Regions from separate parts of the Homo sapiens genome. Here region 2 is linked to region 1. A link is a contact called in ENCODE Hi-C or POLR2A ChIA-PET data. All regions are on one chromosome and are shown on one strand. The core of a region is the stretch at or near the end of the contact, and the rest is flanking DNA. Distances in the headings are between cores, read along the strand shown. Region 1 overlaps PLCL2 (phospholipase C like 2). Region 2 overlaps PLCL2 (phospholipase C like 2).

Region 1 (3,822 bases), core at 1,067-3,566:
TGTACCTGCATTTCCAGTGCCTGGGACTTAGAACTTAACACATTATTAATAAGGTCACTTTCAGGTAGGATGATCATATGTTTCAGTTTGCCCAGGGCAGTCCCTGTTGATGTGGCATGTTTATTGATACCCACATTCACTCTTTTTAACTGTCCCACTTTAGATGTCATTCTACCTTGGGTAATATAGTTCACCAGTTGCTGGTGGTTCCAGCCATTCCTGTGGTTTGCAGGTGCTGGGGACCTCATGTGTTCCCTCCTGTCAGAACCTTCTGTTGGGACACCATTTCATTCCCAGTGCTCTCTCTCCAAAGGTCTCCTCTCTAAGTAGCTTGAACTTTAGTGAGTCAGTATAGAGTTGCGTAATGGACTGAAGGGTCAGCTTCAAAACTCTGGAATTAAAGCCTTGTTAGAATTGGTAATTGGTATGGCAGCCTGACTCTTGGAATAAGGATAGCATCCTGCTTTTTAATAAGGGGATTTGGTAATTAGCTTGCAGGTAGAATTTGTCCATGTTTTTATTTCTGGATAACTTTAATGAAATAAAATACAGTATAATTAGATGTGGCATTTTAAGCTTGCATTATAATACTTTTATGTAAAATCTAAGCATGACTTATAAATGCCTATATTTTATTCTCACATCAGCATCCATATTAATGCAAGGCCCTTCCAGTTCCAACTCTCAAAACTACTACGCAGTGTGTACTTTGTAGGATTGCCTGAGCTTCTTGGTTTTATAGTCTATATAAAATGGTATAGAGACCCTCTTAATCATATGTTCTGTGGCATATTATTTAAAACATGAGCTAGGTTCAGGAAGCTGTATTTAGAATGAATTTGGTGCCTGTGTGAAATTAATTGTACATTTACCCCTGGTAATTTTCTCTCAGTAGATGGGACTTAACAGCAGTGAGGCCTGGTAATGGTGACACAAGATTCATTGAAGCAGTTAAATTGCTTTAGTCACTGGCAGCATATGCCACTTAAAATACATTAATGATGAGATTTTGCTGGTTTTTAAAACTGCTTTTTATTTTAGTTTGATAAGCTAATTAATTTGGAAGGGACTTATGGTTTTAGAAAGGTATACAGTGATTCAGGAAAATGGCAGAACTGGACCTTCTGCAGTCCAAATTCACATTACTCTATTTTGCAAATGCTTTAGATTAATCACTTGAGTCTTCTGGATTCGGGCCATGCAGATATTGACGTTTTTATTGATTTCTTAACCCAAGCATGGCTTTTAATTAAAAAAAAATGGAGCTTACTATGGGTATGACATAAAGTGGATGTATATTGTTGCTCTCTGCCAAGTAGATACAAAGACTGTGAGCATGTCTGTGCCACTTCAGCAGATGTTTGTGTTAGGAAATCTTTCATTTGCATATAACACCTCTAAGTAGAAAAGCAGTGGATTTGAGATTTGCTGGAATTTTTAAATTACTCATTAATTTTGCAAAGTGGATTTACAGCAATGCATATTATAACATTTTGAGATAATTGTAATTATTTTAAAACTGTTTTTAAAATATATAGATTTCTACTTGGTGTTTGAAATGGTGATCCTACAAGTGGTGCTCTTTGAGTTCATTCATTCATTCATTCGGGGGCTCAAGAGACTTGATATTTAGCTTCTGACATCCCCCTTCTACCACCGTGTTCCCTTTGTGAAAGGAACCACTACCTGCTCTCCACAGTGCTCACCACAGCTCCGTTATTACATCCAGCAAATAATCCCCATTTGCATCTCTTCCCCATTTGTGGGCTATACAGGCATCGTGATGAGATAGGTGAGAAGGCCAGAGTATGGAAGAGGCAAGAGCTGAGATTGGAGAATCTGAATTAGAGTGTCCAAAGGTGTGTGGTGAGCACAGGCCAGTGCCTGCAGGGCTCCCCTTCTTGGAAGCCAAGCAACAGCAGGATCCTGCACAGCTAAGCAGGTGGTCACATTGTCCTCCCCACAAGATCCATGCCCATCAGAAGGAAATTCCAGCCAAGGGCTGGGCAAGGACTTAGTTCTTGGGAACTTGATCCCCTGCATGAATTTTTCCAGCCAGAGGCTATTTAAACATCATATGTCCTTTAGTGTAGTTTATTTAGGGTGTTAAGGCAGAAACAAAATAAATGCCTACATGTATAAGCTGGTGATTCTTAGTGTGGTAAAACAAAAGAGACTTCTTCCGTTTGTTGACCTTTTAAAACAGGTGGTGAGTTGTATTTGCACACAAAGGGGAAATGCAGATGATTATCAGTTTTGTACAAATTTGTATTTGTTCTGTCTGCAGCCCAGGAACGTGCACTCTCAGGCCGCAGGGCCTTCTCTAAGGAGGTGCTGGCTCCCCTCACAACAGAGGCAGGCTAGCTTTTTTCTGATCCTTCCCCCAGGCTTGTGAGCTTCTTCCAACATTGCAGTCTCTTTACTACCCCAAATCCATGTAATTGTTGTTCACTCTGATTGGCTTTCTCTTCTCCACATAATATATTAAAATCTAATATTTGAAGTTTTGTATTTTAAACCATTTTGATTTTAGCACTTTAGCTGTAGACTTTGGATTACATTACTAAAATTGGGCTTATTTTTTTTCCATTGACAAGTATAATCTGCTCTTTTTTGTGATGTATTAGACAACTCTATGTGTAATGTGGCCGTAGGCTCCGTGGAGGATTCAATAAGCCAAAAATAAATTTTTTCAGCCTGAATTCTGCTTCTTAAAAGTGTATACTCTGGTTGGGAAGGTTTACAGATTTTACAAACATGTGTTGTCTCTATGGTACTGACTTTAAGCACAAAAGGATTTAAGAGAAGAGAGGTTAGCCACACTCAAGTAAAGTAAACCCTTTCACCGAAGGCCTAGGGTTTCAGCCAGACCTCTAGGATGGGGCCACATTTGGAGATGAAAGGTTAGGACAGAGAATAATATGGGCAGGGAAATCAGCACTGGCCCCAGAAGTGGCTGAGGAACATAGATATCCTACTCTGGGAAGCTGCAATCTAACCTGGAACAATTAGGTGAGCACACCTACTGAGTTGTTTTGAGGAATAGAAAGAAGCAAAACACTGAGTCCCAGGCTTAGCACATGGAGAGCACTCAAGAACTGGCAGAAGTAGCCATTGTTGCAGGAATGGTTATAGTGAGAGGAGTGGGCTGCGACTCAGGGCATCAGGAGACTTAGGCCTTCCCGTAGGCGAGACTGACACCACATCCTGCCCTGGACTCAGGGCCTTCCTACCCAGGAAGGAAGAGAGTAGACCACCCTCTTCCCTTCCAGCCTCCAGCTGGACACCTGTAGGCAAGTTACCTTATCTCTCTGGAACTGAAGATCTTGATAATACTCGTGTTATAGGATTGTTGAATACATAGTAACTGTGTAATTAATAAATTTGAGCTATATATGATTCCAAATTCCTAGGCCAGAAGATTCAGACAGTGGGACCATAAGGGAAATGGGCCAGTGACATAAGGAAGCTGGTCAGGAAGCCAGGGTGAATTTGGTTTTACAGGAATTTGAGGAAAGAGCTGAAAAAGAGATATGGTAGAGACCCAATTTATAAGTCAGAACACAGAGGATGCTGTTATCAAAAAAAAAAAAGTTTTGTTAACAGATTTATCTCCATGTGGCCGTTTGGTAGGCAGTGAACATTTTGTTACAGAAATACTCATTTGAACATTGACTGGTATTGCTATAGAATTGTAATTATTTGATTTTTAAATAAATATTATAGATAAAACAGCCAAAGTTGAAAAATCTTAAAATTTAATTATTTACCTATCTGTCCTTGTACTATCAACTTTGTCTTCATACTATTTTACATCCAAAA
Region 2 (3,879 bases), core at 498-2,997, 44 kb after region 1:
AGCTGTATCTATAAACAGAGAAGTTTACTTTACACTAACATGGGAGTTACTTTCAAAACATAGCACTCCGATAAAAGGCATATCTGGTTTCTTTCCAGCTTAATAAAATATAAATTTTAATTTTTACTTTGCCTTTAGTTAAAATTTCCTGCTTTTCATCTGCTCAAATTCTACATTAAAATCTTATATTAGAGGTGATCAAATTTATGAAATAGATTTCTAGGCTATGTTACATCCATAGATTTTCCAAACACTTTAGTTCCAGAAATGTAGGAGGTACTGGTAACAGGCCAGTGATATAAAATCCATTAGCAACAACTATATAAAATCATCTTGCCCTAGAAAAAACAATATAAGCATCCATGTGGCGAGTTACTCAGGCTGGCAGCAGGGTGTCTGATTGCTGTGCCAAGACTTACACCTGTGTGTTTATAGGGGCTTGATGAAATTCATGCATTTGCATTAATGCAAATAATGCTTATATAATTAACCATTCTACTTGGCCTTGCATTCTAGTGACGTATCAGTGTAATATACACAGAGAAAACAAGATAAAGTAGTTTTTTCCTTTGGCTCATGCATCGATATTACTACCTGCACATCTGTTTTTGTCTAATCTGAGATGCTTATTCTAGTAGTTTCACATTAAATATAAATTATTTATTATTTATAATAATGAATTGTAAAATAGAGCCAAGTAATTTATTGCTGTCATTTTAAAATGTTTTCTCAAAGTGCTTTATAGAAACATTGTTCTAAAAAACAACTTTGGGTCAATGTTAGTAGCTGAGATGATATTACTATTGTAATTGTGTGTAGCACCTTTTAGGAGTTACAAAATTTCCTCTGCTTTTGTGCTTTCTTCGGATTGAAACGGCCTTTCCTCTTCACTTGTGCAGTTGCCACTCATGTGTCAAGACCTATAATGGTTTTGTGGGAAAAGCAGAGGCTTCAAGACCAAACAGAATACCAGTTTCATGACTTACTAATTACAGTTATTTTGCCTATAATACCAGATTACCTTGAAAGGTTGCTTATGTTTCAGGTAGGTCTTCAGTGTTCACATGTGTAAAACTAACCTCATAATTACTCACCTCACATGGATAATGTGATCAGTAAATAAAATAGAAAGCACCAAGTACATACTGATGCAGAGATGTTGAATCACTTTCATCTTGATGCATTCAACCAACACTTGTACTATTTATAATCACAGCTTGTTATAAAGTAGCAGATCCAGACAGAAAGTGGCCCCTGCTAGATCAGCTGGTGGCCCCATGTTGCCTCTGCTGCATCCTCAGTGCCATGTGCACTACATTCAATCATAATTGATGGCAGAATGAAAGGGAAACATCAGCCTGCTGAGTAGGGGCCTGAAGGCCCATCGCCTAACCTGTCCTCTAAGCCTGCTGGACTCTTCACCTGGTGTTGCTATAGGAGCCCACAGTCCTGAGAGCTTCCTTAAGAGTACCTAGAGGAGCTCTTAGACTCAAGGAGAATTTATGCAATAGTGCAAAAGTTGAAGATTAATATATGCCTGTTAAGAACAAGAACTATGAACTGTTAACCATACATTAATTTAATTATAAATATGTACCCCAAAATGATAAAAAGATACTTCCTTCTGAAGCAAGTAGTACAAATATTTTATAACAGGTGTGACAACATGAATCATCTCTGCTGAGGTCTGGATAAGTTTTCTGCCTGCCTTGTCTAAGCTTTGCTCATTGTTTACTATGGGCCTACCTTCTCCTAGGCTGGTTCCTTCTGGAATTCCCCTCTAATACAGTCTGCAAATGCCTCCTGCTGTTTACTTGCAAACCTAGGAGGAATGGCTTCTCACTATTGTGTTCTCCACCCTGAAGTATTAGTCATCTTCATATTTTATATACTACTCATGAATCGGGGGACGATATTCACTGTCATTATCAGCAGAGGAACTTCCTGTATTGAAATCTAAGCCACAAGTGGATCCTTCTGTGGCTGTCAACATGGATACCATTACACTACAAGTGCTTCACCATTAAATATCCTGCCAAAGGGCTGTAGCTTCAGAATATTGAATTTTATCACATCCAATAGCTCACAGGTTACAATAGCAATCCCACCTTTTTAGTTATTCTTTGTGCATCTGTTTTATTTCTGTACCATAGTCCCAGTGCAGCAATTGTTCTTTTTTTTATATATATACTTTAAGTTCTAGGGTACATGTGCTTCATTCTCAGCCCTTAGCTCAGGGTCTCACACATAGAGGGCCTCAGTAAACGATTGTCCCAAGAATAAACAAATGATCCTCCAAGTGTTACAGAGTTTAGGAGGCAGATGAGCTTCTATATCTGGACTCTTGAGATGGATGTGCATTTATTCAGCCTTAACGTATATTTTATAGCTGGAAGGTGCATAATTATTTATCCTTTGGTGATACTTAAACTGGAAGATGATTCTAAGAATAATAATGCAACTTGTTTCTCTGAGCTTCATCACACCCAGCTTTTCAAGTGGAACTAAAATTAGTAATGAGTATTGGAAACATTGCCAGTGAACATATGAAAGGAGGGCATTCAGCTAATTTGGGGCTACCAGAAAATGCTCTGCCAGGCCTCCTGGATAAATGGGGAGTCAGCCGTGACAGCTGCCGCTTGCAAGTGTCTTCATTGTGCCAGTCGCTCCTCACACATCCTTTCATTTAATCCTCACATTATGAGGTGTAATGTCTTTAATAAGCTTATTTTATGGGTAGGAAATTAGGGTTATGAGGTTAAATATCTTGTCCTAGATGACAAAGCTAATGAGTAATAGAACCAGGATTAGAACCCATGTAAATCTTTGCTGTTTCTGCCGCTACACCACTCCCAAGATGAGTTTCTCATCTGCATGTGTGAGCCTCTGCTTAATGCTGCTGTTTTGTTCTCCTCCACTCCTGCTTTTGCTCCTGTCCTCATTTGTTTAATGACTGGGTTCATTTCCTTGATCATATTTTTTTTTCCTTCTCCTATTTGAATGATGGGGGCACAGTTGGCCAGTTCTTTGATACTGAGCTGTAACAATCACCATCCTTGCTTGAAGAAGTCCTTGCTTCTTTGTATCTCTCATTTGGCTTGACATCAAAGCTGAAAAAGGTTACTGATGACGGTATGGACCTTTTCAATATGCAAATTATGTAATGGTACAAACGACTTTATATCAGTATAATAAAGTTCTTAACGATTCATTTTTATTGCTGCCTGTTCAATACGTCAAGCTGTAAAATAGAATATTTTAATTTATGGGAATGACTCAGATCTTGAAGAATGAATGTGAAAATACTGAATTCCAAAGTGCAAACTCTGCCATAGGCTGTGGACTTCTTGAGGACAGGGGTTGTATCCTGTAGGTCAGGTATCCCTGGTTTCCACACAGGGGCTGCCTGCAGTAGACCCCAGCGATGATTAAAGATACATTATGAAGGCGTAAATAAATGCCTGCCTTGGCCTTTAAACTTTTGATGTTTACCATTTTTTTAGAACTGTGCAAGTTGATAAATACTATCTGACTAAGCTTAAGAAGCTAGTACACTTTTTAAGAGACATGTTGGTTATATTTTAAATAAGTGTAACTTACCAAAAATATGGTGGTTTTTGAATTATGCAAATAATCCAACCTGCATATATTTAGTTACTATAAGATAATTACTATGGCAATTAGTGATAAATGCTATAAAGAAAAATAAGGCAGGCCAGGTGCGGTGGCTTATGCCTGTAATGCCAGCACTTGGGAGGCCGAGGTGGGAAGATCACTTGAGCCTAGGAGTGTAAGACCAGCCTGGGCAACATAGCAAGATCCCATCTCTACAGAAAATTTTAAAAATTAGCCAAGCATGGTGGCACACACCTGTAGTCC

Evidence for each region. A loop is a pair of places that touch in the nucleus more often than their neighbours do. ChIA-PET counts read pairs that join two places held with the same protein, here RNA polymerase II (POLR2A).
Region 2: a map of PC-3 shows a loop between it and region 1 (7-fold over the local background). The contact joins two enhancer-like sites. A Hi-C loop is called at or near these places in 3 of 168 maps with a recorded cell type or tissue (PC-3, PC-9 and natural killer cell) and 2 of 37 single-sample maps with no recorded cell type. POLR2A ChIA-PET finds 5 or more read pairs at or near these places in 3 of 52 experiments (activated CD4-positive, alpha-beta T cell, activated T-cell and activated naive CD4-positive, alpha-beta T cell).

The regions. Positions count from the first base shown.
Region 1 is chr3:16,993,120-16,996,941 of GRCh38, forward strand. The region is part of intron 1 of PLCL2 (phospholipase C like 2); the gene reads left to right. Among named protein-coding and RNA genes, the nearest start is that of PLCL2-AS1, 60 kb to the right of the region's middle. Within about 2 kb of position 2,317, at least 2 of the 41 ENCODE cell types and tissues checked have a DNase peak (open chromatin) inside an H3K27ac peak, as active enhancers do; they include PC-3, where a contact is called at or near this core.
Region 2 is chr3:17,037,949-17,041,827 of GRCh38, forward strand. All of the region lies in intron 3 of PLCL2 (phospholipase C like 2), which reads left to right. Among named protein-coding and RNA genes, the nearest start is that of PLCL2-AS1, 15 kb to the right of the region's middle. RefSeq lists an enhancer at 1,065-2,264. Within about 2 kb of position 1,748, at least 7 of the 41 ENCODE cell types and tissues checked have a DNase peak (open chromatin) inside an H3K27ac peak, as active enhancers do; they include PC-3, where a contact is called at or near this core.